3 separate regions of the Mus musculus genome follow, and all the other regions are linked to region 1. The links are chromatin loops, found by intact Hi-C in ENCODE. Cell type or tissue: left cerebral cortex. All regions are shown on one strand. Each heading gives the region's core, and the rest is flanking DNA. Links, peaks and the distances in the headings are about the cores only.

Region 1 (8,000 bases), core at 1-8,000:
GTTTTGTAGGCGAATTCAGAATGCTATGGAGGTGTGAGTGGGAGGGTGAGTTGAGCTAGCATACACAAGTCTCAATTCACATAAAACTATTTGAAAGCTATTGATTGGCTTAGTCATTGAGTTTCTGACAGAAGAGAAAAGGTCCCCCTTGGACACTAAAGAGAAAGTCTAAGTCATTGGTCACTAGAATTAGTCTAGCCTGTATCCCCTTAAGCTAGCAGTTCTCAACCTGTGGTTCCCAAATCCTTTGGAGGTCACATCAGATATCCTTCATATCAGATATTTACATTACTATTCATAATAGCAGCAAAACTACGGTCATGAAGTAGCAACAAAATAATTTTATGGTTGGGGGTTATCATAACATGAGGAACTGTTTTCAAGCCTTGGGAGGGTTGAGAACCACTGACCTAAGCATTTTGTTAGGCCTGGAGCCTTGGGACTCACACGCACAGCTGTTAATAATTACTGAACACCTGTCTTGTCTGACCAGGTCAAGCTTCAGATATAAAGTGCTCAAAATTAATCTACACCACTGTTTATTGGGTGTTTACTATGTGTCTCAGAAATATGTTAAGTATTTTAGTATATATTTACCACAATCCACAAAATATCTTCTATGATTCAAGTCTAGTGTGTATTTTACCTTCCTCTACTTTTTATTGTACATATATGTCTGTGTGTATATATATATATATGTGTGTGTGTGTGTATAGGTATATATGTATGTATGTATGTATATATGTGTGTGTATATGTGTATATGTGTGTGTATACATGTATATGTGTGTATGTATATATATGTGTGTGTATATAGGTGTGTAAGTATATATGTGTGTGTATAGGTGTGTATGTATATATATGTGTGTATGTATATAGGTGTGTGTGTGTGTGTATGTATATGTGTGTACATGTATGTGTGTGTGTATTTTCTTCATCTGTAATATGAAAAAGTCTACACCAGAACATTTTGCTAGCACAAACACTCCTCTTTTTTAATTCTTAAAAATTAATTTCTTGGGTCTGATAAACATGTTTAGTTAAAATAAATATGGGCATTTTCATTTAGACAGGATCTCACTACATAGCTGGCTGGCCAAGAACTCACTATATAGACCAGACTGACCTCAAACTCACAGAGCTCTGCCTGCCTCTGTCTCACAAGTACTGAAATGAAAGTCATGTACCACCATGCCCAGCCTATATATAGAAGTATTTTCACACACACTCACACTCACACACACACACACACACACACACACACACACACACACAAGATTGACTCCCTTATTCTGCAATACTTTTCTAAATCCTCGCACATGGGCTAGCTTGCCATACCCCCTATTTCCAATTGACTGACCTCAGACATTCTTAGTTATTTTAGGACTGATGGCTTATAATTTCTCCCTACCCATGTTAATAGTTAGGCTTGATTGATGAAACCTCTTTTCTTCTCAATAGCTAAATCTTTGACACATAGGTCTAAATGGCACTTGCCTTTCTAAACAGCCTTTTATTTCTGAGGTCGTATGATGACAGATTGTACAGCTTTGATGGCCAGAGCCAGGAAAGAAACGCCTTGGACTCCTATCAACAGGAGTGCCAGGAATTTGGCCATCACAGATATTTATGAGAGGAATTGAAGTAGCAGCCACTCCCAGACTCTTTCAGCTGGCAGGCATCCGAGGGGTGACATTTTTCAATGATGGCTTCTCTTTAAGAAGCAGCAGAATGAAGCCAGGCAGAAAAGCAAAACCTTTGAGTACATGGCTTCTCCATGGCTTCAACTGTATGCATCTGGTTAAAGAATATGCACGAATCAATACCAAGGTGAATAATATGTCTATACACTTCCCTATGTAGTGAGATGAGAGGCCGTTGGGGTTGACAACCTAGAATATGTGATATGTGATTCATTTTTTTTGGTAGGAGAAATAACAGTCATACATCTTTATTAAATGGATCTTCAGAATTTGAATTTGAAAACGCTCTCTGTAGCTGATTGCTTACAACCTGATTCAAAGTCTATGTGGGCTATGACTACTTGTTGCTTGGAATGTGAATCCCTGCACACACATGTGTGTTAACATAGAAATCATCGGACAGCCTTATGGACTGCTCCTCAGGGACCATCTGCCTTTTAATTTTAAAATAATATTTGAGACAGGGTCTCTTGCTGGACTGAAACTAGCCAATGAGGCAAGCCAGGCTGGCTGGCTGGCCAGCAGGCTCCAGAGATCTGCCTACCTCTGCTTCTCTGAGCACTGGAATTCCAAGAGTGCACTTTTTAAACACGGGTTCAAGAAATTGAAGTCAGGCCCTCTAGCTTGCAAGGTAAGCACTTTACCAACTGAGCATCTCCCAGGCTCCAAAATAGACTTTTAATATAGACTTTTTCAATGATTGAGTTAATGAGTGGGGACCAGATCTTTATAAGAATAAATCTAGATGGTGAAGTGCAGTTGAGGCACTGCCTTCTTCTTATCCCCCAAGCAGGGCCCTTGGAGAGCAAAACACTTAGAATTAAGGAAGTTCCTGGTACAAGTACCTTAATCTATGGCACTATCTAGGGGCAGCATTTTGTGATCCCCAACTGTCTCCAGGTTTTCTTCAATGTCAACAGACTCTGCCTAGCTTGTTTCCACGACTATTAGTGACGTGCAGTAGACAAGCTACTGGCTCTCATGAATACGCACTTTGGCTCCTAGAGTCTGTATAATGAAGACAAGTGTACAGGAATACCACTGCCCATCATGAACTCTACAAGGGTCTAGAAAACAGAATGTGAGGGGTTCACTCCAGCTGCAGGCCTTTGGTGGCCTTACGAATGATTCTGGAACCCTCTAAGTTTCAGTTTCCATATCCAAATAGGAATTTCCACTTACACATTGTATGTTCACCATTTCAGACATGGAGAATATCCCTCCCTGGCTGAGCTCCGAGAAAATTCATCGCAGGAGCACAGTGCTCAGATAGGTGTTTGGCTATAAACAGGAGAGCTGTTTGTGAGACTTTTCTCCCCACTGTTGTTTGAGATTAAAAGACTGCCTTTTTTCCAGTATGTTCAGCTTTCAAAAGACACACTGGAGGAAGTCAGCCAATTTCTGCCCACACAACTTCCAAGTGACGTCAATGGCAGCAGAGCTCACAGGTCTCTAAGCAAGTTTTGGCTCTCTATGTGAGGATTTTTTTCCCTTTCTTTCTTTTTTAAAAGAACAACTGCAAAAATGATTGCTCTCAACTCAAATTACACAATTTGTTCTTTTTTGTCCCCTGAGTCAGCAGACCTCGTGTGGAAAATAAGGCAAGCTCCCTTTCGTACACGGCGAGTGAAATGGGACAGGTCTATGAAAATAGAACATTTGAGATGATTGAAGGAATCTTCAAGTAACATTGTTGGTGTTTGTTGTTGTTGTTGTTGTTGTTGTTGTTGTTGTTTGATTTGGTTCTTTGAGACAGGGTTTCTCTGTGTAATAGCCCTGGCTATTCTATATCCTGTTCTGGATGCACTTTGTAGACCAGGCTGGCCTTGAACTCACAGAAATCTGCCTGCCTCTGTCTCTGCCTCCTAAGTTCTAGGATCCAGACAGATACCTAGATAATATAACTGTTACTTGAACCCTAAATTTTTTATCACATCTGTAATCTGTGTATCTTGGGCACAGCATGTGTTGAATATATTTTAGAGGACTTCTCTAACAAGAAAAGGTAACTCATATTTGGTTCCCAGCTCTTCTTTCCTGATAAAGTCAAACAAAATAAAGACTCTAAGGACAGTAGCTTAGGCACATGGCTCTCAACATTGGAAAGGCATGCATCGGCTCAGTCCACATAGCAACTCTCTGAGGCGCTGTTGGTAGAACTCTGCTGACTAGGAATGTGAGAATCAGAAGATAAAACTGCTCAAAAGCTGGTCAAGCAGCACTTGGTCCTCAACCTGGCTTCAATTTCTACCAAGGTGGCTTGTTCGTATCCAAACAGTGTTTAGCTGGGGCTGGAAAGCTGACTCAGCAGGAGTAGGGACCTCTCTTATAAAGGACCCAACTTTGATTTCCAGTACCCATATCAGACAGCTCACAACTACCTGTAACTCCAGCTCCAAGGGATCTGACACCTTCTTCTGACTTCCATGGGCGCCTACACTCACGGACACAAACCCACACACGAGCCAACACATAGACACCTAATTCTGTGCATCTTCTTTTAAAAGAAATGTGCTTATTGATGCCTGATTGCTGTGAGTTTTAAGTAAGGGCTGTTACTTGGCAATCTGAAGCATTGATGTACAAAGCAGCGTTCAGCTCCATCTGCTCCTCCTGACAGACATGGAGTTAAAGGACTCCTGCCCATTCCATCCTTGCAAGAGCTGTCTGAGCGCAGTCTCTATCAGTGCGATGTTACTGAGAAAAACAAGTGGTTGTCACTTGCCTAAGATCACACGACCGCAGAACGCTTCAACTCTACGGCCTGCGTTTCCTGCTCAGTGCATTTTTCCTCTGCAGCACACTTCCTCCAGGAACATAATGCAAAGAAACACAATATAGCATTGTAGGACAGGGGCATGGAAAAATGCCTCTGATATTTAGGAATCTCTCAGTATATTTTAGGGATGATGTCAATCCAAAGGAATTTTGAGTCTTTGGAATTTCCACTGTAGTCTGCACGACCCAAACTGATCTAGAAATGCTGTAAACGACAGCATCTATTTTGATTAAAATAGAATCAAAATACTGAGTTCCTGTTAAAAGTGATTGTAAGGGAATTTCGTATATAAAGACTGATATGCTTAGAAGAATTGGGGGATGGAGTTTAATGGCATCGCTGGGCTTGAGTGGTCATGGAAATTAAAAACGAGTATACTGAAAAGTGTTCTTAGGAGAATTATTACACAAACATTAAAAGGTAAGATACATGAGAAGTACGTCAGAAAACAACTTGTAATTTCCCAAAGCAAAACATAAAACAAATTATAAATTAATTATTATGATTCCCTTTTGTATTTCAATAAAACATATTTTATAAAAAAATATTAGCAACTAAATAAGAGGTCCTCAGGATTAAATTGTTCTGCTCCTGGGTTTGTTCATATCACACCAAATGTCTTATTTATATTTAAATACCACATGGTATGGGCAGGAATTCTCTGTTTAAACTGGACTTTTTCGAGGTTGTTGAGGCCAGACTATTTGCTTTGTCAAAAATTCAATGATTGCCAAGTAGAACAAGCAGCCGGCCCTGTGATAAGTCAGAACGTGGGGATGTATCCACCCAGAAATAAAGCAGATGCTGCCAGGACACCCCCTCGGAGTCCATCAGGGGCTGAATCTGTTTATGTCACCTCCTGACAAACACAGAATTAAATAACGTAAAGTCAAGGTGGCAGTGGCCTAGAAATTCCATCTCTGCAGCATGGACCTCACATTACTCATGGACTTGCTCTCAAAAATTGCATTCCTGAAAATCTAGACATTCTTATAAGCAATAAATAGCTTTGATTCACTTTCTTCCTGTGTGAACGGACACTCTGATAAGAAATGGGTCCCAATGCTGTGACCCTTTAATACAGTTCCTCATGTTGTGGCGATCCCCTGCCAACCATATACTTATTTTCATTGCTACTTAACTTAATTTCTCTACTGTTATGAATTACAATGTAAATATCTGGTATGCAGGATATCTGATATGCGACCCCAGTGAAAGGGTTACTCGACCCCAAAAGGGGTCTTGACCCACAGGTTGAGAACCACTGAAATAACATTCCTAACCAACTTCCTTGTAAAAGATCCTAAACCATCTCAAGATCTCCTAATAACACATTAGTCCTATTAAACTTTATCAAATACTATATATAAAGTCATCTAGAAGTGTACAGGGGCATGGTATTATTTTCTATCATGATGTCAACAAAAATGTTAATGCATTTCTGTACTTCTTTGTATTTTGTAGTACATACAGAGATCTCCAAAGAGTCTATGTAGGTCAGAGACCATGTTCCTAGCCTTCTGTATAAGTAAAAATATACACCTCACTGCTACATGTTAACCACAAAGGGATAATTTACCCGTTGTGTATGTTAGTTTTGCTTGTTTTCTGTCACTATAACAAAACACCAGAGACAATCAGTTTATATAGAGAAAAGGTTGGCCCATGGGATTTTAGTTTCCAGTTCACAGTACAGGAGATCCGTTGAGTTTAGTCTTCCAGAGGGGATAGGGAAAGCAACAAATGAAGCGCTCGTGCCATAGGAACCTGCTTACCACATCTGCTGGAAGCAAGGCAGAAAAGGAGGGTTAGGTTGCCACCGCCCATTCAGAAACTTATTCCCAACCACTGAAGGACCGCCCAGAAGACCCTGCCTCCCCAAAGCACAAAGTACACATGAACAGCGCCATCTACAGGAAACAACCCTTTCTTGCATGGACCTTTAGGGAAACAGTCTCCGTGAGAAACATTTGCTGTGCATAGAAAGCATTTGTTCTTTGGAAAGCTGAGCGGGAACACATTTAGAATTTCTAGAAGTCATATTTAGGACTGGTTCATGGGCAAATAAGTTGTGTGATACACAGGTACCACACACACAGAGACAGACACAGACACAGACACACACACACACACACACACACACACACACACACACACACACACACAAACACGCCCGTGCGCGGTACGCTCCCATGCCAGATTGTTAAGCACCATTTCCCGCTCTGCCGTCCCCATCATGAATGCGATATTTTTTGGACAAGAGGCCTAAGGTTTTTATTTTCTATACTAAGAACTGACAATTATGTAGTTACATTGGCATGTTAATGTAGCAAAGACAAAAATGCAAATTAAAATATGAAATTTCAAACTAACCAAAGTGCTTCTAACATAGTTGAGAATTTTTACTTCCAAGGAAGATATTCCACTTAGTAAATATACCTGGATTTGATTTGATTTTTGGTAAATAAGTAAATAAATAAATAAGATACAATGCTTTAGAATGATCCAGTTTTCTAAGGAGTATGTGATAGATAGTCATGATTATACATGTACATATATTTGGGGCTTGGACGATGAATATTTAAGATACATAATTAGTTATACAGAAAATAAATGACAAAAGAGAAGTTTATCCGCTTGTACAACCTTTGCCCGTAGTTATAGCTAAAAACTTAAAAACATTCCATTGATTTCTTCCCACTCTAATCATTACACCGTTCCTTCTCTGTCAAAAAATTTATATTTATTCATTGTTGTGTTCTTACAGTCTGTAAAAATACTATACATGTACAGATCTGGGCCTGATCCTAGCCGGAAGGCAGCTCCAAAGCCTGGGGCTGGATGCATTTGTACAATCTGAGCTCCACTAGTCTTGCCTGCTTCTCTTTCTTTCTCTGTGTGGGTGCAAGGGCACAAGGGAGTGGGCCAACATGACGCTGAACGCACTACGCAAAAGCCAGCATGAATCCCAGGCCTTTTCGCCAACAGAAAGGATCGATTGTGTGTCTAGCAGCTGGAATGTACGCAGGTCACTTTTGGAGTGGCGTTAGCAGGCCTCGTTCTACTGGTTTGCTCTAGAAAAGGCAGAGGGGTGAGAATTTTTCTGCCCTGTGCTTGAGCGGCCCTCCACTTATCCTCCTCTTCAATTGTTAAAAAAATAAAAAATAATAATATTCATACATTCAGAACGCTTCAGCCCTGTTTTCCTAGTTGGAAGCTGTTGTTTCAAAGGTATATGCGTCCTTTCCTGGCTGCGTGGAAGTCTGCAGTTCAGAATAACATGAGCTGGGACACCTAGCAAAACAGGCCATGGGAGACTTACAGACTATGTTAGCCAGAAGCCACAGGCAGTACCAAGCCCAGCCCAGCGAGGAACTTGCAATAGATAGCTTGTAAAGGTGGGGTGCAGCGCGAAGGTGGATCACATGCCTGGGGTGTCTGAGAACTCTATCCCCAGCACCAAAACAGCAGTCACTGTATAGAACTTCTTGAATAAATCAGTACTCAGGAGAAAATGAC
Region 2 (11,480 bases), core at 3,481-11,480, 50 kb before region 1:
GTGCATCTGTGTCCTTATCCTACTATGTGCTTCTGTGTCCTTATCCTACTATGTGCTTCTGTGTCCTTATCCTACTATGTACACCTGTGTCCTTATCCTACTATGTGCATCTGTGTCCTTATCCTACTATGTGCTTCTGTGTCCTTATCCTACTATGTGCATCTGTGTCCTTATCCTACTATGTGTGTCTGTGTTCTTATCCTTCAGGGTGTCTATGTCCTTACCTTACCTTATAATGACACCAGCCTTTGGACTAGAACCCACACCTGTTCCTACTTCACTGTTATTATCCATTCCTATCTCCATTTTCTACCCTTCTATCCAAATGATGTTGTGTTTGCCTCTAGAAGAAGCAAGATTCATCGTCACCTAAGTGCCAGCATCTTTGTAAGGACTGGCATCTCAGCAAGGATTGTTTCTGCATCTCTAGCACCCTTTGCTTCTACTGAAGCATCTTCTGCTCACCTCAAGCATGCTCTCTTCTTTACATCTGCTTGTGGTTCCTTCCGACTTTACATCAGATGTGACTCTACTGAAAAAGACACCACTCTTAAGACAAGAGTCTGGTGCTGGTTTCTTGTCACTGAGCCGTGGTCCCAGGATTTTCCCCATGGCATTGTCCACTACTTGGTAACAAAATTGCAAGTCTTCATTCACCCCAAGATTATATTGCTAATAAGAACACAGCAATTTCAAAGCCCTTCTTGGAAACCTTCAATAATCATGGTTCCTGGTGGTTAACAGTCAAACTCCATTTTTATCTTTTATCATTTCACTGGACTGCCATGTGGAGGCATAGCACATTTTTCCTTTCCTACATCTTATATTTCTATCATTCTGAACCTACCAGCCAGTCTCTGAACATAATCTGTGTCTTCCTGCTTAAGGACAAAGGGACCCTCACAGGTTGCACAGTTCTTCCCATGGGGGCATACTCTTTCTTTTCCCTGAATTTCTGTTGTTGTTGTTTTTTCCTTTCAGGGAACTTGTGGCCTCTTACTGCTATCATCAAGACATGTCTGTTAAACCTGGTGCCAAGGAGAGGACCTTCCCAGACAGAGATCAAATTCCCTCTGTCTGTACTCCCAAAGGCGTGCTGGGTATATACTACTGGATCCTTCTACAAATACATCCAAAAAAAAAAAAGTTTCATGAATGCATTTCACATCTGTAAACGATCTGAGAAATTCATCATCTTAGAGTACAGCAGGAGGAGAATTGTGTTTTTAAATATTTCAATGGAGAAAATACACAGCTGAATTATAACGGAAGGAAAGTGAGAGTGGTCATTTCTCTGAGTCACGGGCTATGGGCTATTTAAGAAAGGGATTAAGAAAGGAAATGAAAAGGCTAAAAATAAGGTCACTCCCTTTAGATTATTTTTACAAATGATAAATTGCAAAAGATGTGGTCATTTCAAATGCTGTACTCCAAAAATATTCTAAAGTGTGTGTTAAATAGTGGTGCCTGCAGAACAATCCTGTCATAGTTTAATTCCAGTGACCTTAACCTTTACATTACTGTGGTGTTGGGAGTCAGATAGAAACCAACATCGTCATTAGTATTGATGCAGATATACTGTTATATGGACCCTCACATTTCTCTCAGTTATAAGTGTCAGGGAGAAGAGAATGGATGGCCAAGTTTAGGAACCATGATCAGGTATGTTGAAATCATTAAGCTTTTCCAATTAAAATGTGACAGACAATGTAGATAGCCAGCATTGACGACCTAAGACAAAAATAGAGAACTGACTGACCACCGTAACTGACTACATGATCTTGCCTGGGGTGCCGTAGGAAGGTACCATGTACTCTCTGATTTACACAACATAAGCCAATAACCTCACAGCTCTGCAGACTGGAACTCAGTGGAAGGGGCCAATGGAGTTAGTGTCTGGAAGAAACTCCCAAACTGGCAGACAGCAGCCCCCATTCTACCCTCATGACAGAGAAGGTCAAGACAGAGGGACCTCCATCCTCTTAAAGGTACCCACAGATTTCTCAGCTTTGGGCCCCACTCTTAAAGCTCACTCAGCTTTGGTGGACTTCATAAAAGCTTCTCTATCTTCATTCTCCATCTTTCCTAGGATACCAGATTCACTTTTGTCAAAAATATAAATGAATCTCATTTCCAGGGCTAATTCTCCATTTTTATCCAGCTTTTACTTCACAAAGATGATCATTGAAATACTCCATTAGGCTTCCAAGACACCACCCTCTTCCAGCTTTTCTGGGATCTCCTGCTAGCTTCTTCTCATTCTTTTTTGCCGTTTGTTTGTTTTTGTTTTTGTTTTTGTTTTTGTTTTCTTTCTGATGACTTAACAACAGACTGCCCACATCTTTGTGCTATGAAATCATTCCATCTGCACTCTCATCAACTGCCATGGTTTGATGGATTAAACAATGGTGTACAAACCCACATAGCCCACGGTGCACTCTCAACGCCAGGCTTATCTAGTCAACTGCCTATCTGATACTTCCATGCAGATATCTCACAGGGAAAGATATCATATTAAATCCTTATCCTCACCTGAAAATCTGTACCCCCCACTCTTAATCAATATTAGCTCTGTTTTTCCACTTGATTGAAAAATTTTGAGAAACCATTACTTCCTCTTGGTAAACTCCTTATATGTCTAAACCAATACATTTCCCAATGGGTTGTCTTACCAACTTATTGTCTCTAAGATCACAATCTAACCCTAAGGCAACACTTCTAATCAATCCCACCAAAGCATCCTGGTGCATTATCACCACGATCTTTGACTTGTGTATTACAACAGTTTCTTTGTTAGACTCCTTTCTTCCATATTGACCTTAACATAGCTGCTGGAACGACCATGCTAAAATTAAACCATATCTCATTTAAAGACCCAAGTCAATTACAATAAATGTAATTTATTTAATTCTTACAGCAACTTAGAAAGCCCTCCAAGATCTGCTAGATCCATTGCCATCATCTGTAACTCACCATCCATTCCACTCCTCAAAGCCTTTGTGTTTGTGTCATCCTCTTGTCTGAATGCCATCTGACTTTTGTTCCTTTGTCAACCTTGAGTCTGAACTCTAATATTCCCTCACACTGAGTTCTTGCTAAGATACTTGATAGAGCACAAACCTTTATCTAACTTACTGTCTCCTTATGTTTTTTGACAATATATTACCATCCCATGTCTTATACAACCTCATACTCATTAAGAGGACTTATTTTCTTCACAAGAATCCAAGTTTCATGAAGACAAGACTCCTCATGCAGTCTTTCCTGTATTAGTGAATGGTGACTCTGTTTAAGCCAACCACCTGGGAGCTGTCATGATTCCCTTTCTGTATCTTAGGTCTTCAAGCTACAGAGAGAGAGAGAGAGAGAGAGAGGGGGGGGTATGCACGGCAGTCCTAGAACCTGGATATTTTACCTGCGCATGCGCACGGCTCTTACCCACGTACCCACGTTCAGGCTAAGATGATCTCTCGGCAGTGCAGTGGGACCCTACGCTTTTGCTCACGATCCACAGAAGTCTGTCTGCTATTGAAACCATCTGAGAGGACCGCCCTTCCTGGAAACAAGTTCTACTCTTCCTATTCAGGTCCTTGGCATTCCTCCACGAAGCCATTCCCTCAGTCTCTCTGTTCACTCTCATAAATCACCCATCTCCCTTTCCTAGTCTTTCAGTATGGAGGCATGGACCCGAAATGCACACGTGACCGGCTTCTTGCCCACATTCAGATTTCTACTCCAAGTCTCTTTATCAGAGAGCTTCTCCGACCATCACAGCCAAAATAGCAAAGTGTGAACTCCACGGACAATCACACACGCTGCTCTAGCTTCTGCCGCACTTTATTCTAAAGCCTTTCTTACAACCTGACATCACGTGTTTACTTATCTTTAGGTTGGTTTTGTTTGTTTGTTTTTAAATTTAAAATCTCACTTAGTAGCCCAGGGTGAGCTTGATCCTGCCTCAGCCTCCCAAGTCCTAGGATGACAAATGTGTTCTATCATACAGGATTTTAATTTATTTTTAATCACATCTCTTCACCCTCAAAATGTAAAGTCTGTGTAAGAAAAATACTCTATTTACTATTGCGTCCTCATTGCTAGGATTAGAGTCTTTAATTCCCAGGGTTTCCTAAGATCACGGGTGTAAATAAATAACTAGTTTCTCATTTATATATATATATATACAGAGAGAGAGAGAGAGAGAGAGAGAGAGACTTGGGACTTTCCAATGTTGTGTCTCTCTCAAACATTTTCTTTACCCTATCTAAGGAGACATTTGATTGCATAATCTGAGTCACATACTCCTGTTATAGGTCTGTCATTGCTGTGGGATTAACAGGACAGGACAGGAAACCTAAAAGAGAGAGGAGGAAAAGAAAAATAGGTTTTCCTTATAGAATCAGGGGTGGGAATGGAGTGGGGCGGACTCGGGGGAAGCAGAAACAACAGATGGGAACTGCAGAGATTTTCAAGAGTGGGAAGGAAAATACAGGGATTAGCTGGGGCCCCTGGCAGAGGGACCGTCCCTAAATAGCTGTACCTCAGTACACTCTGGGAGAGGAAGCAGTTAGCTCAGGCAAGCCTGCATGGATGCACTGTGTCTTGCCTCTTAAGTGACTTTTGTGGGGAGTGAGCAGGGATCGCCCTGTTTTAATAATCCTGAGAAGCTGAGGGAAGGAGGGAGAAGCCAGAGCCACGTGGATTTCCTTTTTCCCTGCACCTCCTAAGGTGCTCCAGCCCATTTGCACAGTTCTGTATAGGTTGCTCTAGGGATATGTTAACAATTAGTTTTCTAGTTAAAGATAAAAATCAGTAAGTCAGAAATAAGCAACAAGCTGTCACGTGGCACGTGCACATCAACTCACACACAGCAACATGGGAAGCTTGCTACCATCGCTTGGCTCAGCCTGTCTTGTCTTGTTTTTGTGTTTGTTTGTTTGTTTGTTTTTTTTATCATTTTCAAACACCTAACTCGACAGAATGAAAACTCTTAAACCATTGCTTCGGATTGTAGTAAAATGTTTCCTGGGTTCTCCCGAGAGTGGGGCACCTCAGCTAATCACAGGCGCGCACACACACTCTTCCCATAGTACAGTACTTTAAAATTAATAGCACATGCTGAGGAAAAACTAAACCCTTTGACGTCACTCTCGAAATGAGGAAACATAAACAGAAAAGGCTCCACTCCAGTAAGCTGCTGGCGCAGAAGCCGATTGGTCTCCGGTTTTCCCTGCCTGTGGCAACTGACAGGCTCAGCCAGCCTCCCAGGCCGGCTGCCTGCTCACCCAGCCAGTCGCTAGCTCTGGGCACTGCAGCAGGCTCGGCTCTGTCCCAGCGCTCGCTTGCTTGCTCGCTCGCTCGGCTGGGAGAAAAGTGGTGTCCTCGCCCAGAGAGCCTCTCTCTCCCTTCCTTCTTTCTCGAGCTCTCTGAGTCCTTTGGCGTTTCTTTCTTTCTTTCCTTTTTTTTTTTTTTTTAATATTTTCTTTTTCTTTCTATAAAACTTGCATAATTATACTGCTAATCCTGGATGAGGTTGCTGGATTCTGCAGCACAAATCTTCATGAACAAGCCGCACCGCTCAGAGATTTCACAGCATTCAAAGGTCACAGAACTGCCACTATGGTTAAATGTCTTGTTTAATGGTTGAGGTATGTACAACAAATTTAAGCGGCAAGTTCATTTTACTTGAGAGTTCCGAGTCGCAGGGAGACAGGCGCCAGGGTTTTTGTTTTTATTGAAAATGGACCCGGACCTATATATACGTATATATATGTATTTTTGTCTGTGATTGTTCCTACAGCAACCAGCTTTTGAATTTCCTTCCTTTTTCTAAGCAAACTGACTAAGCGTTGTGCCCTGAATTAACTCTTCGAGGGCAACAGGGTTTAGCAGGAGAGTGGGCATTCTCTGAACTTTGAGCCCTCGTAGAAACCCTCCACCCCACCCCACCCCCCACGTCTTTAAATGAGTGCAGTATTTCTTCTCCATTATAAATTTTAGAATTGGGTCATTTTTCAGTTCTGGTAGGACGGGGCAGGAAAATGTTGGTGAAGGGTTGTGAACCACTGGAGGAGAAAATCAGGTTGATTTGTTGATTTGCTTTCTCTTGGGTTTGTTGGTTGGTCGGGAGCAGACCTCAAAATGAGGAAAGTAGAGCTGACAACACAAGGGAACAGCTGGCAGTGAGAGAGAACAGAGGCGATGGGTAGAGGGCTGGGGGGGGGGGGTGAGAAAAATCTGCTTTATTATCTTGCTGCATTTTATAAAAAGTCTATTTTCAATCTCAAAGTTAACAGGAGAGATGTAGATTTGAGTTATGTGGGCAATGATGTAAGTCTTACTGTTTACAAAGGAAAAGAAAAGTTTATCATCACTGCAAGATTAAGTAATTATCTTTTCCTGAAGGGTTTGAAAGCAGAGTCAGATATTTAATTAGGGACTTAAGTGATGGAGTCTGGGGACTAATTAATCATCCAAAAATTCAGCTCTTCGTGTGCTCTGGCCAGAGAGCATTGCAAGAGAGGAAACAAGGCAGGCACATATACCCATGCACAGTAAACTGCCTAGCTCACTAGCTGCTGCAGAAGGCACAGCTGAACACAGAGCTAAGGGTTTCAGCCACGCATTATTCTGTGTCTAAGGGGACCTTGCTGGGAACCTTCCCTGTCTGACAGTCAATTTTTATAAAAGCAATTCAAATAGCACACAGTTACCATAGGCTTCCTTATCTGAGAGTTATGCAATAACAGATGAGACAGAATTATTCGAAACCATTCCCCCCTGCTCCACAGTTTCTAACTTGTTCTCCTTAAAGTTTCTATTCTCAACACTGAGAACTAGAAATCTGTGAAACTGGGTCAGTATCAGTAGCCCTGAGAACACAGGCATAAACGCTGCATTCTCAAGGGTTAACAGTTAACTGCCTAGTGTACCTAGCTAAGAACAGCGAAAATATTAGCTGGGAGTTGCAGAGGGTGTGCTGTGAATGGACAATTGCTTTTCCGCAGCGCCTGCTGGGGAACAAGGACTTTGTGTGTCATGAATGCACGACTGCAGCTCCTCCATTTCCTCTGCTTTATCTTTTATTACTGGCTGGGGTAACAAAGAGGTGCCAGTGGAGCTGTCTTGAGTGACATTTGCTCCAGTAAAATGAAGTCCCTTTTTATTGCCAGTAGGAGCTCAAAGTTAACTAGCAACAACTCCCAAATCCAGATTCTCCTGACAAGGCTTTCTACCTGACTCTGAGCTGTCTGATTTCAGAGGCTCCACTCATCTGAGCATGTGCCAACGTCAGGGAAGAGTGTTACAGCAAAATGGTTTGGAGAAACTATTTTTTGAATGAAGCTACTTAGGACAAGGATGGAAAAATCCAAGATGTGTCAGAGACAGGCATCAGTTTAAAGAAAACAATGGCACCAGGACACCTTTTTAACACTGTCCACTGTGTTTGGCACAAAGCCACCCATTGTTGAAACTGAACAAAAACCCTAGCTAAAATGTTTGCCGAGAATTTGCCAAGCATACCTTGTAAGTGACCTAAAATAACTTTAAACCTGGAATTTTTAACTGTTTTGAGAAATGATTTTTGGTGTTAAATTCCAGATGAAAATGTAATCTAGAAGCTGTCAATGATCAAGACGAGGGCATCCCGATGTCAGATGGTGTTGTTCTCAGCCAAAAGAAGGGTGTAACACGCAAAACTAAACTGGTCAAGCTGCATCCAAGTGGGAATGTATCACCTGGAAACACCTCTGTCCAGTAACCATTCTTCCAGGGTCTAATTTGCTGTTTGCCAACAAGGGAAGCAGCTTGTTGACTCACGTGGCATAGTGTTAGAAGGAATTTATTAGGCAAGAAGCCAATCCAGCTCACGTCTACAAGTCCTTCATTACATTAAAGACAACTGTCACATTTAAGCATCAGAGAGGATTTGTGAACATCTAGTTAAGAGCTGTTTGATGTAGTTTATCTCACAATCCAGAGGTTCCATACAACGTAGGAAGGAGCACTCCAACTACATGAACCGTCCCAAGAATTCACCATGCTGCAGTTCACATAGATCAGTGGGGTCTTGAGTCAGGTAGAAGTGTTTCTTAGCAGGTACAGCTCCCTGAGAAAACAAAATGTTGGCATTTGAAGATTTACCTGGTCCCTCACACTGTAGTGAAGCCATTCCCATAATTGCTCCGTGATGGTAGCGCCCTCATTTCCTTAACATTTGCACTCCAGGAGCACAGCTTTCTCCCACAGGAGTGTCCTGGACGCTCAGCACCTTCACTCATGACATGGTGCCTACTCGGTTCCTTAGTAGACTTGAAAGTGCTTGATATTGAGATGTGAGGAGAAGAAAGAAAAGAAACTGTAGGGACCCAAAGTGACTAATGTCTATATACCAGGCATGTTTAGAAATTTAGCAAGAAGAAAATGTGTCAGTGTTCTAATGTTAAGTCAAAGCATTTAAATTCCCACCCCAAGGATTATTTAACCATTTGAACAGGTTAGCTTTTAATTAAGAGAGTGAACAGAAGAGAGTAGCGGATAGGACCCTCTGGTCCAGGACTCACACCCTCATTTAGGCAGCATCCAGCTGGTCGACACCAAGCCACTCAGTCACCCTTGACTCTAGTGTTTTCATCTGTACTACAAACTGTTGCATTAGATTATTTCTAACATTCCTTTAGGACAAACATTTTTATAGTGTTTTTACTTTCAGCCAGAGGCTTGCTGTTATTTGTAAATGTGAAAAGTGATAAACTTTTATTCAAAAAAAAATATCACAAATGATCCACTGCTGCTGTTCATGCTTCCAGCGTGTCAAACAAACCTGAAGAAAACACAAAGACAGGTTGGGGTTGGAAAGATGGCCCAGTGGATAAAGTACTTGTTGAGCAAGCATGAGGTTCCGAGTTCAGATCCTCCACACACACGTCAGAGATGAGCATGACAACATGTGTCTATAACCACAGCACCCGAGGGACAGAAACAGGAGGATGATGGGAGCTCAGCAGCTGGCCAGCGTAGCCCAAAAGGTGAGCTCAGGCTTCATAAAAGGACTCTGTCTCATTAAAAAACAAAACAAAAAACAAACAAAAACCATAACACAGAAAGAAATAAACAAAAACAGAGTCTTAGGGAAAAACACTAGACTTCAAACTCTGGTCGTGCATAAGCACATACACCCACACACCCACATCTGCACAGAGTATACCTTAGGCACACCCACATCTACACACAGTATACCATAGGCACACCCACACACCCACATCTGCACAGAGTATACCTTAGGCACACGCACACACCCACATCTGCACACAGTATACAATAGGCACACGCACACACCCACATCTGCACACAGTATACCTTAGGCACACGCACACACCCACATCTGCACACAGTATACAATAGGCACACGCACACACCCACATCTGCACACAGTATACCATAGTCACACTTACACAGGCACACACAAAGTTTGGAAGGGAGGTGTAAAAAGAAAAACTATGCAGAAGAGGCAGCTGAATGCAAGTTAGACTGCAAGAAGTGAGTGTGTGTCCATATTGTCTCCTAACATGGTCAGGTGAAGAGATCGTTATTCTTTCGTGGTGGTGATCTTAAAAAAAACTAGCACATTGAGGCGTGCCTGGGCTTTGCCATAAATTGACTTGCTTTATTCGCCAGCCTAAGATGGAGACTAAAACTCAAGCATGGGGTTTTCTTCACCGTTCCTTGAGGTACAGGAAGAAACCTTTGGAGAAGTTAAAAGCAGGCCCAGATCCCAGCAGCCACTTGACAGGAATGGGGAGGGTTGGCAACCATGATGTAATGTGCTGTCTATGCTATGGGATGCCCTTAGCATCTGGGAGCTTCTAACAGTGTCTCCAGTGACTTCCTGGGTCACTTGTGTGAGAGTGTGGGGGTAAACTTTTTAAGTCCTAGAGACCTTGGTTTCCTTGTCGTTAACGCTCGTTGGTGCCTTTGTGCTCCATTCTGCTATTTATGCTGACAAGGCTCATACTGAGCCATTCCCACCTCTCCTGTCCCCTCTCCTTGCCACCCCTCTTTATGCCTTAGCACCAGATCCTTATTTAAGTTTATATAATTCTTCCTCTAAGATAATCACATTACCAGGAAAAGCCAAAGCAATCACAAGCCATGGGTTTGGAGAATTTCACCCAGAAAGACTGTGGCTCCCCTGGGAAAGTTTTCTCTCTTCGCCATATTTATCTCCTGTGAAGTGGTATCCCTCTGCTGGAGCATTTCCTGAGACAGCAAAGGGGCGTGGTTTGTGTTTGGGGCAGATGGGACAGGCATCTTTCTCATAAACGCCAGTCGTTCTTCAGTTTCTTCATTAATTTCCTCGGCATTGCTCACACTCCAGTTCTGATTTCTTTAGAGAACAACTGAAAACATTCAGTGTCTACTGCGAGGCATGAGCCCTGGTGCAGGCATGCTGCCTCATCCTACTGGTTGACTTCAATGTAGTTCAATGATCTTAAACCAGACACTGCTCCATCCTGTGTGGCCAGGACAGCTGGCGTCTCTGCCAAGTAAAGGTTTACAATTAACAGCTGAAGCATGGAGGATGAACAGATTTGTTATTTCAGATAAACCTAGAAACAGCTTGCCAGCACACAGAAGTCTATTAAGCACAGGTAATTCTTAATAATATTCTGTAAATATCTCAATATGTTAAAAACAACAACAACAAAAACCAAAAACCAAAAACCAAAAAAACAAAGAAACAAAAAACCTAAATCCTATGAACAACACTATCTGGACAACATTGAGCTTTGTGAGCAGTACAGAGTGTGAGAATGATAACTGAAGCCGAGAACCCAGTCCTTTTGTGGAGTGCAAGAGGCCTCTTCCCTCCCTCCCTGTGCTCCTCCCCTTCCTCTTCACATTGTTTCCCCTCTCCTCCCCTCCTTTCCCCTCTGTCCTTCCCTCTCCCCCTCCCCTCCCCTCTCGCTGTCATCTGTAAGGGGAAGATGAACAAAAGGAAGAGTCACACAAAGGCTTTGATGGTTTTCAGTACATAAAATTCAGATTAATGTTTGCTGTAATTTTCTCCTTTCTAGTAACTGCTGGGCCCATTTAAGGGGCACCTAAGAGTTGGGACTCTGGATCGTCCCTCTGGCCATGGCTGGTTAGGGATGAGGAACGTGTTTCTATGGACCCAGGTATAGATACGGGAGGTGATTATAAGCTTTAGCTGGTCAAATCTTGGTTTCTACAGATAATATTGATCAATAGTTCTCATACCTTTCAGCTCTATAAATCTTAGTAAAAAAAATACAATTATTTTTTCATTTTCATATAAAAATCAGAAACTAACTGAACCCAGCAGTAAATGAATTATTATTTTATATCAAGGTAATTAAATACCATTGTTATTTAAGAGAATGAAGTAGACCTACACACAAAAGATCTGTAGGGATTTTTCAGATAAATAAAACAGAAAAGCAACTACATTTGTTGCTACT
Region 3 (11,480 bases), core at 2,015-10,014, 150 kb before region 1:
CTTGATAAATTCTCTAGGTGCCTGAGAACTATTGCAATGTCACTTAAATATTGTGATGGTTTGTATGTGCTTACCCCAGGGAGTGGCCCTGTTGGAGTAGGTGTGTCACTGTGGGTGTGGCTTTAAGACCCTCGTTCTAGCTGCCTGGAAGCCAGCATTCTGCTTCATCTTTAGATGAAGATGTAGAGCTTTCAGCTCCTCCTGCACCATGCTTGCCTAGATGCTACCCTGCTGCCATTTAGATGGTAATGGACTGAACCTCTGAACTTGTAAGCCAGCTCCAATTAAATGTTGTCCTTGCCTTGGTCATGGTGTCTGTTCACAGCCGTAAAACCCTAACTAAAACTAAAATAATTCTGACCCTCAAGCTATTTGTAAAATTTAGTAGGTTGGCTAGCACGAAAACTAATCATTGAAGTCACTGTTTAAGTCTGTAATATGAACCAGACACGAAGGAGCACTTTATTCATGTTCTCACACTTCCAGTGGCAATTATTCCTATTTAACAACAGAACAAGTTTTTAGCTCGCCTGGAGTCTTACTATTAGTTAAGGGCAAACTTATCCTAATTTCAGTATCTGGGATTCTCTCGGAGTCCAAGTCTTCTAATGGTACCATGACTATATGCATTAAGTCTGGTTTGGGCATATTCAATAAAATTAGTTCATTTATTATTTCACTTTATTTCTCGAATAAATCTTTAGAATGGTGCCTATACATCTTTCCTTTTTCTAGTTAATGATGAGACTTTGGAGTTGTGAGATGATCTTACGCAGGAATTTTATATCTGATTGACTCATTATCCCTTAGCTGGCATATTCTTTGATATTTGCATCTTTCAATTATAGGAATAAAATGAAGAAAATATGAGATGGAAGAAAGAAGACATTTTGAGGGAGGTGTTACATGGCAGCCGGGGAGAACAGTAGTTTGTACTTGTTCTCTCTGCTCTTCTGAAGTCACCAGAGTAACCACGTATATGTTGAGTATTTACAGTAACTCCCTCATCCTTTGAGGGGCTCTTACTATTCAGTAAATACCTGCTCGCTTTCTGTTTCAGAAGTTAAAAAAAAGAATTCTGACAAGTGTCGTGTAAGTCACGTTGGAGGATATGCCCTATGATTGAAAAGGATGTTCTTCTGGGCATGAGCTATGGTGGAGCATGCATCATCATACAGATCACATATATGTATGTATTTGTTCATTATATATGTAATGTAACTACATCTAATAGACAAATATGATCAACTATCTGTGGAACTGGTAACAGTTCTGTGACAGAGATGAATAAAGCTAGTATTCAGACTGAAGCTTCTCTGTAGGATATAGGCAGTACTGATTCCTTTTCTTACCTTCTTGTCAATGTCCGGTCTAGCAGTGGAACGTCATTCTTGTTAACCAAATTCTTTTGTTATTTATAGCTTCAATATATTGAAGAACAGAATACTCCTTCTTCCCAGCCTTCTTCTGTGGCCTGATATAATCCATGGCCGCATTTCTTCTTGAAAGATCTGAGTTATCATTACAAAGCAAAAGTAGAGATTAATAAAGTGTGGAATAATAAAATGTGAAATTTCTTAGCAACATATGCAAATGTTTGTGTAATCACTTCTGAAATTAGCACAACCACTGTTTTCATTTTCTTCCTTAATTATCACATAGGGATGTGAGGATATATGGCCATATTACAGTATGAGGCAGAAGAAGATAGATGCTCTGACAGTATTACTAAGTCATTTAATGGGTGGCCAAAGAAGATAAATATCTTATCTTACTGTGCACTGATTTCCTGCAACAGGAAAGATAAGATAGTCTAAAATTTTTCCACAAGAAAATTTTAACATTTTACAGCTGGACACAATATGGCAATAATCATTTTTAGTATATCATCACTGTGAGAAAGTAGGAAATAAAAGGAGGATCTAGAAACCAGAAAGGTGGTCTGCATTCTGTGTGTGCACACATGACAAGAGTGAAAGTACTGGGCCTGTGAGGAGTTGGAAAGTGTGTCCCTGGATAAAGCTAGACCTCTCCAGACATTGTATTATCAGCCAGGGCAATGGTAGATTGCCAAGAACATGAACAAAGAAGAAGGAGGAGGAGGGAGAAGAGGGGTAGAGGAAGGAGAAGGAGAAGGAGAAGGAGAAGGAGAAGGAGAAGGAGAAGGAGAAGGAGAAAAAGGAGGAGGAGGAGAGCAACAACAATAACAACAACAACTAACAAAGAAAAGCAAGAAACATTTATTTCATGTGTGGTCCAAGGAAAAACTCTTCTCTAAAGCTTTATAACTACAGGCCCATCTTTGTAGGACAGTTTGGAAACTCAAGACGACCTGATGTGGTGCTGAGTTGGGAGTGCCAAGAAATGTCTTAGATGTTTAGTAGAACTAGAAATAAATCTAACTCATTCTTAGTGGCATGCATCTTGCTTGGGCCTTGCTAGACTCATGGAGATAATTTCCAGAAAGCTATGTCCTGGCAATACAAAACCATGTTTTCACAGAGAGATTTGTTCAATGAAGCAAAGTTGGATATAAAGACCAGATACTGCACTTATTACATCCAAAATATAAATGTTCAAAATATTTAAGTTAATGATATAGGGATTTATTCTCATCCTCAAGGAAATATAAGAAGATATGTCTATGTGTGCATACTTATACTTTGAATGTATGCCAACACATATGAGGTAAATAGTATACATATCCACTAGAACTTATATGGATTTTAAAAATTATTGAACTGAATGTCTTACTGGGCAGAATGAAGAGATGTTATACAGAAGAAGAGAAAGAGTTAATAAAATATAATGTAAATTTAAATATATGCTTGCATGGTGGTGCATACTTTCTCTGCTACCCAGGAGCCTGAGGCAGGAATCTTGTTTGCATTGGTGAATTCAGTCTCAGCTTGGGCAACATAAAGTCAGCCTGAGCAAGCGCATTATGAGAAGGGTTTATTGTCCTCCTGGCTATGAAGATAGAGGTCAACGGAATGCGGATGGTCTCTGGAAGCTGAAAAGGCAAATGAGGAGTCTACTCAAAGCCTATGGAAGAAATCCACCTTTTTATTATACCTTGATTTTACTGCAGTGAATTCTATGTAGACAGAAAACTTTAGTTGGCTAAGCTGACTCGTTTGTTATAATTTGTTACAGCAGCAATAAAACGGCAGTGCAGACACCAAGAATGTAGAAAGAGGAAGACACAGAGCTCTAAATCCTGATTATTTTGGAAGGAAAGGAGATACACTGAGTTATTTCCCCTTCTTAAATAGCACACATGTGAAAACACATGGGCAACAACTGAAGGGGCAGATGCAGGGCTCCCAAAATACTAAAGAAAAAAAAAACTAAAACACAAAATCAAAATGTTAAGCACTTTAAGAAACAGGAAGATGAAGATAACAAGCAACAGCAAAAATAAGACCAAAAATTATACAAGGTGGTAGAAATGATTCTATATATTAACAATAATAATATGCTATAAATACATTAAACTTGTAAGTTAAGGGATGGAGACTGTCAAATAGAATCAAAAAACAATGGATAGACTTAAAGTCAAAGAGCATAGAAAAGTTAGAAGATTAGAAAACAACCTTGGAAAATAATAGTACATCATGTGGCTAGTAGAGCTACATGAAAATTCAATCAAGCTCTTAAAGCATTAGTGTTTCAAAGATGACCACTACCTAACAATGACCAGTACAACCTAGGATAGTGGGTCTCAGTCTGTGGGTCATGACCCTTTGGGGGTTCACATATCAGATATCCTACTTATCAGATGGTTTACATTACAATTCACAACAGTAGCCAAATTACAGTTATGAAATTGCAACAAAATAAATTTATGGTTGGGGATTACCACACTCTGAGGAACTATATTAAAGGGTCGTAACATTAGGAAGGCTGAGAACCCCTGACCTAAGAGATACAGGTAACCCTAAGAGATACATGACCATTTCAGACTACCATGCATCTAATAACATTCCCCAAACTCTCCAGACAGTTCCTGACACAAATCCAAGGATAATTCCTAAGGCCAATGCCAGAGTGGGAAGTCTTAGTTCTCTTTAATGCTAAGCAACCTGGAGAGCATACTTACTAAGCTTGCTCCGGAAGAACCCCAAAACAGAGGAATTCCTAAATTCTCAATCACACATTAAAAACGTGGAAAGTGTCATCATTAACATTATGAAACATCGAAATAAACATGAAAGCATGTCGACTTGATTATGTGATTAAATCAAATTGGTAATCAATAATAAGAAAGTAAATCCAGTCATTTGAGCATTAAAACTTTAAAATCTGTAATTATTGAGTTAAGCCGTGATAATGGAGCTTGAGAAATACTTAGCATGCTTTCATAACTTGAGTTTTAAGCATATCAACACAAAGCATTGCGATAATGTCTCAGGTGAGGCAAGAGAAAGACGTAAATATAAGGAGACAAACATATGAATAAAGGTTTTCTTAAAAAAACAGGAAGTAAGCAAGCAACTGTGGGAAGATGAAAGTCTTCCAAAAGAAAAACAATTTAGTGTGTGACAAAGGAAGAGAAAGGAAGACCACACTGATTTTATAGAGCATAAGATACAATGGGCGAAGCTGTCAGGTGAACAAAAGAAGAAAAGAAAAGAAAAAGGGCAAAAATAAATAACATTATGAGTGCGATATAAATATTTATTTTCCCTTTTAGCATGTAATGCAACCCAAACTTACCCTTTAGTAAGGTAATAGTAAAAATGACTGTCTAGAATCATATTTATATTTTTAGTTGAGGGCAAAATTTCCTAGAAAGTCATGTCTTTCAAATAGACGCCACAAGAAATAAAAGACGGAAACGAACCAATCTGAAAGTGTCCTGAGAGAGACTGGCTAGATGCTGGCCAATGGCCCTTCGACTTCAAGGAACCACGCCCATCCCACCATTAGCCCGCAGCTACACCGTATGTATGGTGCTAGGTATGAGGATGACGGACTGCATGCAGATAAGGCACCCCCAAAGAACTCACTACAGTTTGCTTTCATTTGTTTAGGAAGAAGATCTGCACCTTTCCATACATCTTCCAACAGAAAAATCTCATCTAGAAACCTGCTTCTCCCCTGAATCAAAACAACTCAATGTGTACACTCCCACATTCAGGTTAAAAATTCCTTGGACTTCTGCCTGGCTATCTCGAATTTTTGTCTCTGTGTACATTTGAAATAAAATAAAAATATTCATGGAAGAAAGAAACTTGCTGCTTTAATAGAATATCTTACTGACAAATGTGTCCTAACTCAAAAATAATATTCACCTTCCATGTCTAAGCTAAATACCTTTCTTACTTGTTTCCATTACAAATTCTTATTTTGAAATAGATCGAAAATATTGCCTGTTGAGGAAGAATTCAACTTTACTCCCTTTGAATCCTTATTTGTATAATTGTATAACGTTGGCTCTTTATTTTGTTTGCTTTCAAGTGGACTTTTGCCAAAAGCAATAAAATCCTAAACTGACCATTATAAATGTATTCATAGTTTCCTCCTGTGAGTAAAGATAGAGGGGTACTCAGTGCTGCCCTGTGCATCTCTGTTCACCAGGTCTGCAACACCAACAGCATCCACATATTTGAAACCCTGGAGGACATTGGTTTGGTTTTTATTCAAAAATTAACTCTCATGAAACTTTATTTCGCTTCATCTTCATCTTCCTACTTGGATGCTCTTACCCACAGACACACTGGCTTCTTTCATTCGTCAGTGGGAGAATTACACTCTGGCTACAGAGGCGACATCGTGAGTACTTCCTAAGTCATAAGTAGAAAGAAGTGGATTCATTTTAAATTTATTATTCAATAAAATATTATCCCCCATTTGGGACAGATACAGAATTTGTGGCTCATTTGAAATACCAGCCTGTAACCTCATTTTTCTCCAGAGAACAGTACATCCTTCTGAGCTTGACCCTATAAAGCATTTTATTTATTTGCTTTTTAATTCCAGGGTTGATCTTGGTCTTCACACACCCTGGCTGGTTCAGGGTGAGCTGTGGCAGCTTGCCTCCATAGTCTTTGGGGGAGGATGACAAGAAGTGCTTCTCACTTTGAAAAAGATCTTTACAGTCCACAGCAGCCAGCTTAGATTTTGAAAAGTTTTGCCTGGATCTGTGACAGCTGGTGGGTTTGCTCTAGTCGCTCATTCACTCACCTGAGGGGATGGCCCTGCTTTCGTTTCTTCTCAGGGATTGACAGGATCTAATTCCATATACACATTTTCACCATAAATCTTATAATGCTTAAGAATAGAAACAGTGTTCTTAGTGACGTCTTTCTAAGGAGTAGGAAGAATAAGAGCAACGTTAACCTCCTCCAGGTCTATAATAAGGATCCTGAGCACAATATGCTGATGATGTCATTTACACAGGAATAGAAAGGCAGAAACCACAGAGCTGATGGCGTAAGCATGAAGGTTTGTTGAAAGTAGGATATGACTTAGGACTATAAATGGCTCAACTTTATAACTTCAAAGAAAAATTCTCTTACCATGAATCTATTGAAAATCCAAGACACATGTGTTAGATACAATGCATGGGAGAGGAGGCATGTGCTTGCTTTAGTATTTTGTATTATGTATTAAATCTGCTCCCTAACACCGATGCTTAACAAATGTAAAATTGGTAAAGAATAAACAATAAACACTACAGAACTTTTCCAAACCCTTCAGGTAGTCTCATGAACAGTGCAGATAACCTCCTCACACTCCTCATTAATGCCACGGAATATTCTAGACTTCGCCACGTGAGCTCCACCTTACAAGAGAGTATGTGTCTTTCCTTGTCACCATATGCTAATATTTAGGGAACACCCAGTATTGCTCCATGGCTTCAGGAATGAAGCACACCCATGCTCCCGTCTACTTGCCAACACAGTGACTTGATCATCTCTCTTAGTTTGTCTTTCAGCCCCCTAACCTTACCCAATTATTTTTTAAAAAGCTCTGATTTTCCATATGTGGTTAGCCACCACAGTTACAATCTTCTAAAGAAATCTAACATTTTCTTTATTCCTCCCAACAAATTCTCTTCCTGCCTGACTCATTCTCTTCACTTTAATCATTAATTTGTTGTTTCTATTGTTTCAGGTCTTTAACAGACATCTAGTCTTCTACTCTGGCAAATCTCAAACTAGGGCATGAATCAGAATCACTTGTGAAAACATAGGTTGTGAGCCCGACCCTCCAAATCTCCCAGTGAGACTGTCTGAAGCAGAGCCTGCGAATTTATATTTTTGACAAGTTCCAGGAAATTATAACGCTGATAGATGAGAAACCACCCTTTTCAGACCAGTGACCTTATTATCTACAATGCTTATTCCATGAGACAAACACATACTGAAGAATAAGGACTTTGGAACTAGAGACCTGTCTTAGTAAGCTCCCTGTTGCTGTGAAAAAAGACCATGACAAAATCAACTTGAAAGAAAAGTATGCTTTGGCTCACACACTAGCACCATCATGGTGGGGAAATCCTAGAGGCAGGAGAGATTGAAGAGGCAGCTGGTCACATTACAACTCTCAGTCAGAAAGCAGAGGGAGATGAGTTCACACTGTCTCTTTTTCTACTTACACAGTTCATGATCCCACATAGGGAATTGTGCCGCCCACAGTGGACAGATCTTTCCACTATATGCACAATCAAGTCACTAACGCATAAGCATGCCCAGAAGCCAGTGTTCTAGAGGATTCTAGACTGTCAAGTTGACAATTAATACCAACTTTCATAAGACCTAGTCTCAAAGTTTATGTTATATCTTTTTAATTAATTTTTAAATTTTTGAGTAAATTGTTGAGTTAAAAGTAGTATCTTGCTGTTTTGATTGATGTATAACTTTTAGCCTAGCAATAGCAGCATGACAGAATTTTTAAAATATTTATGAGTTTTTTCATTCATGTAAATTGACTGTCAGTCTCATTTTAATTGCTTTGTTCTCAGTAATTTATGAGAATTTTATATATTCTATAAGTCATTTCATTTGTTTTTATATATTACAAATTTATTTAATTAACTGTGCACCCTTGAGTGTATAGTGCCATTTCCACACATTTTAATGAAAGCAAAGTTATATATTTTTAAAATTAAATTGCCATTTATTTCATCACAGAGAAAAACCTCAGACTGTGGTACAGTTTCTTTCCTAGCACTTTGAATTTACGTTTTGATATTACTTAATAGAATACCCACATTATACATAGATTCAACAACATTCCTGATATCTGTGACAGATTTGTGCATCCCCCCACCCACACACAATGACAAAGTATGTTATGATCACAACCTATGATCGTGAGTTGGCATTGAAGATGAAGGACATCTCAGATCAAAGATTTTGAAGTAGTGGAGAGGAATGCCATAGGCTCTATGAAGTATGTGTGACACACAGTAGTAGACCTGCAAGCATCATGAGGCCCTATACCTGATTCTTTGAACAACTATTATTTGAAAAACTATTTGTTAATTTTTCTGGTTAGTTTTTGTCAGCTCGACACAAACTACAGTCACGTTGGAAGACCTCTATTGAAGAATTGCATTTATAAGATTGGCCAGTAAGCATGCCCAAGGGAGCATTTCCTTGTTTACAATTGAAGTGGAGGCCCTGCCCACTGCCAGTGGTGATTGTTTGTTTGTTTGTTTGTTTGTTTGTTTGTTTTGAGCAGGTTGTATAAAGAAACAAGTTGAGCAAACCATGGGGAGCAAGCCAGTAAGGCATTCCTCTGGTGGCCTTTGCTTCAGTTCCCACCTCCAGGGTCCTACCTTGAGCTCCTGCCTTGGACTCCCACAGTGATAGACCATATCATGAAAATATAAACTAAAACAAACCTTTCTCCTCTATCTTGGTCATGTTGGTTAGTGCTTTATCACAGCAACAGGGAAGCAAGGTGGGATCTAAGTCTGCGACATGTTTCTTCTGTGGATTCCAAGCTGGTCTTTAACTCATGGTCCTTCGGCCTTAGCCTGCTGAGGTAATAGGGTTATGCATGTGTGCTACTGCTTCTCTTGTGATTTGCAGGAATATCTGGTTTTTCCTTCCCTTGTGGGCATTTGCTTCGTTTTGTTGTTTTATGAAACAAGTGCTCAGTCACATAACATTTTCTCCATTCTGCCTCTGGGTCCACTCAGCCCTGAATCTTCTACCATGCTTCTCTTCTGTCTTTCCTGGGTGCTGGGACATGGGAATAGAGCCTTGATTAGATTGAACATTGACATTTAGATCTCTTTACTCACAACTTCATACATTGCACACTTTGATCAGAGTACTCTCTGCATCATTTTTCCTTTGAACCCTCTCTCCAAATTCCTTCTTGCAATAAGTTCTCCCCTGTTCTTGTGTGTGTGTGTGTGTGTGTGTGTGTGTGTGTGTGTGTGTTGGCCTAGTGCGTTTAATACAGTTGTTTGCATTACTGTGAGAGGACCAGTTAAGTAGGGGAAACTTAGCAGTGGCCACTTGCCCCAGCAATCATTAGCTCCTTTGGTGGGGGAAGGCAAAGTGGGGGGCCGCCCCTCCAGTACATAATGGAATGCTGGTGGGCTCAGTCTTGGGCAGGTCTGTGCAACGCCCACATCGTATTCAGAAAACAGCCTTTCACAGTACTTCTTCCTAGCCTTTGGCTCTTACATTCTTTCTGTTCCTTCCTCCAAGGTGTTCCCCTGAGCCCTAGAAGGAGTGATGTAGATGTCTTATTTAGGGCTGAGCACTGAACAGTCATTTGTTCTGAGCTCTGTGATCATTATGAATCTCTTCATTGAGAGCAGCCGACTACAATAGGAAACGTCTCTGCTGCAGGCTGAGAGCAGCACTTCTTGGCTGTCCACTGGACTTTCTCAGGTTCCTTCCCTGCCCCTGGTGGCCATCTTTAACGGGTGGTTCTATGTACCCCTTGAGTTTTTCTTTGGATAATCAGACCACAGGATTACTGATATCCTGGCCTGAGGGTAGTCGTTCACTGGTGTAGTCTCAGATCTCCATCCATTTTCAATATATTTTATTCATGCTTTGAAAATTTCATACATGCATGCAGTGTATTTTATCATATTTACCCCTGCCAGTTCCTCCTGGATTCTGCCCCATTCTCTTCCCAAACTTCATGTCCTTTCCATGCCCATTCCCTTGCTCTCTTCCTGTCCCCCTTTCTTCTCACAGCCAAGTCTAGGTTTTGACTTTTATATCCTAATTAACAAGGCCTCCTTAATGCTGAGCTCATGAATATACTTTTTATCACATAGAGAGGAGAATGCTAGAGATTTCTGTGTTTCCATCAGGGACACGGGTACTTAACATAAGGCAGGAAGCAAACAAAAGCTTTTTGGAAAAAATGAAGGATTCTAATCATAGCTTCCACATTCTTAAACACACAAGAGTCAAGTGTCTGTTGTGTGTTGTTCAGATTTGCATCCTGCCACTTTTATGGGACACAACAGTCCCATAGTACTTTGGTTTTCCCTTTTCTCCTATACTTCAGCCAGAGCAGCATTTTACTGTACTCCAGTCTTCTATGTTGGGATCCTTTCTGTTTCTATTTTGTTGACACTCTGCCTGATACTAAGGACCATATTCTCTCTGTGTGTGTCGTGGAACATTGACATTAGCCTTGATTTGCTGCTATTCTCTGTTCTCTTGTCAATACTCATTGATTCTTCTAGTCACTACTACCTCTCTCTCTCTCTCTTTCTCTCTCTCTCTCTCTCTCCCTCTCTCTCTCTGTCTCTCTCTCTCACACACACACACGTACACACACATATGTATATGTATATCAATAGTAAATTGTACCTTTTTTATCTGGATGAAATTATAAAGAATAAAAGTTTTCTAATCTTGGTAGGGATAAAGAGAAAAAAAGTGTTAAACATTACTGACAATAATTTATGGGGGAGAATTTGGCAATATTTGTCAAAGTCCTACACATGCAAATAGTTTTTGGCACATCAGTTTCCATTTTTGTGAATATTTCCTAAGGCTATCTTAGAGGTGTGTGCAATATTACTCACAAAATATAGAATTTTATGAATGTGCAAAAGTGTGAAAGGAAGGGTTCAGAAATGTAAACCATGTTTAGAAATTTTTGATGCAACTACTAATAAGAAGAAAATAATTATTTAATTATATGGGGAAATAACTATAATATCAAAAACTGGACTCAAAGCTAATTTCTGAGCAATACATTATTTTAGAGGAAAATAAGATTAACTAGAAAAATATCAAAATGATAAATGGCAAAATGCTTACAAGGATTTTGTGACATCATTTTTAGTATAAAAGTTCGAAATGTTATCCTTTTATATTTTCCAAGTTCTTAGAGGCATGCATTACATTCATAATTTTTACTCATGGCCAAGACAATTAATTTTAATGTTTCAACTGATCTGTGTGGCTCACCACCTGGCTTCCTCTCCAGCCCTCTCCCTGTATAAGACCTAAGTTTACATTTCCCCATTCTCAGCTTAG

Evidence for each region. Hi-C counts contacts between places; a loop is a spot of excess contacts. Peaks named below come from ENCODE experiments on the same cell type or tissue, not always from the same donor. Only the 100,000 strongest peaks of a DNase experiment are listed, where the experiment ranks them.
Region 2: it touches region 1 in a loop (4-fold over the local background); 6 of 42 quality-filtered maps call a loop at or near these places.
Region 3: a loop joins it to region 1, with 5 times the contacts of the local background. A loop is called at or near these places in 2 of 42 quality-filtered maps.

What each region holds. Positions count from the first base shown.
Region 1 is chr10:20,669,110-20,677,109 of GRCm38, reverse strand. It overlaps a transcript of Pde7b not described here. Among named protein-coding and RNA genes, the nearest start is that of Pde7b, 120 kb to the right of the region's middle. In left cerebral cortex, for the core only: a CTCF peak has its summit at 6,383 (motif pointing left); DNase peaks (open chromatin) are centred at 3,888, 4,220, 7,393, 7,863 and 2 more places; H3K27ac peaks cover 2,459 bases.
Region 2 is chr10:20,718,841-20,730,320 of GRCm38, reverse strand. It overlaps a transcript of Pde7b not described here. Among named protein-coding and RNA genes, the nearest start is that of Gm33510, 110 kb to the left of the region's middle. In left cerebral cortex, for the core only: a CTCF peak has its summit at 5,295; DNase peaks (open chromatin) are centred at 5,246, 5,644, 6,689, 7,166 and 2 more places; H3K4me3 peaks cover 2,920 bases; H3K27ac peaks cover 3,093 bases.
Region 3 is chr10:20,813,656-20,825,135 of GRCm38, reverse strand. Gm33510 (a long non-coding RNA gene) reads left to right here. Exons shown (of 3, transcript XR_380150.1): 2 at 1,061-1,189; 3 at 5,037-5,215. Among named protein-coding and RNA genes, the nearest start is that of Gm33510, 19 kb to the left of the region's middle. In left cerebral cortex, for the core only: no CTCF peak of the experiment used is centred there; DNase peaks (open chromatin) are centred at 5,130, 5,759 and 6,351; H3K27ac peaks cover 335 bases.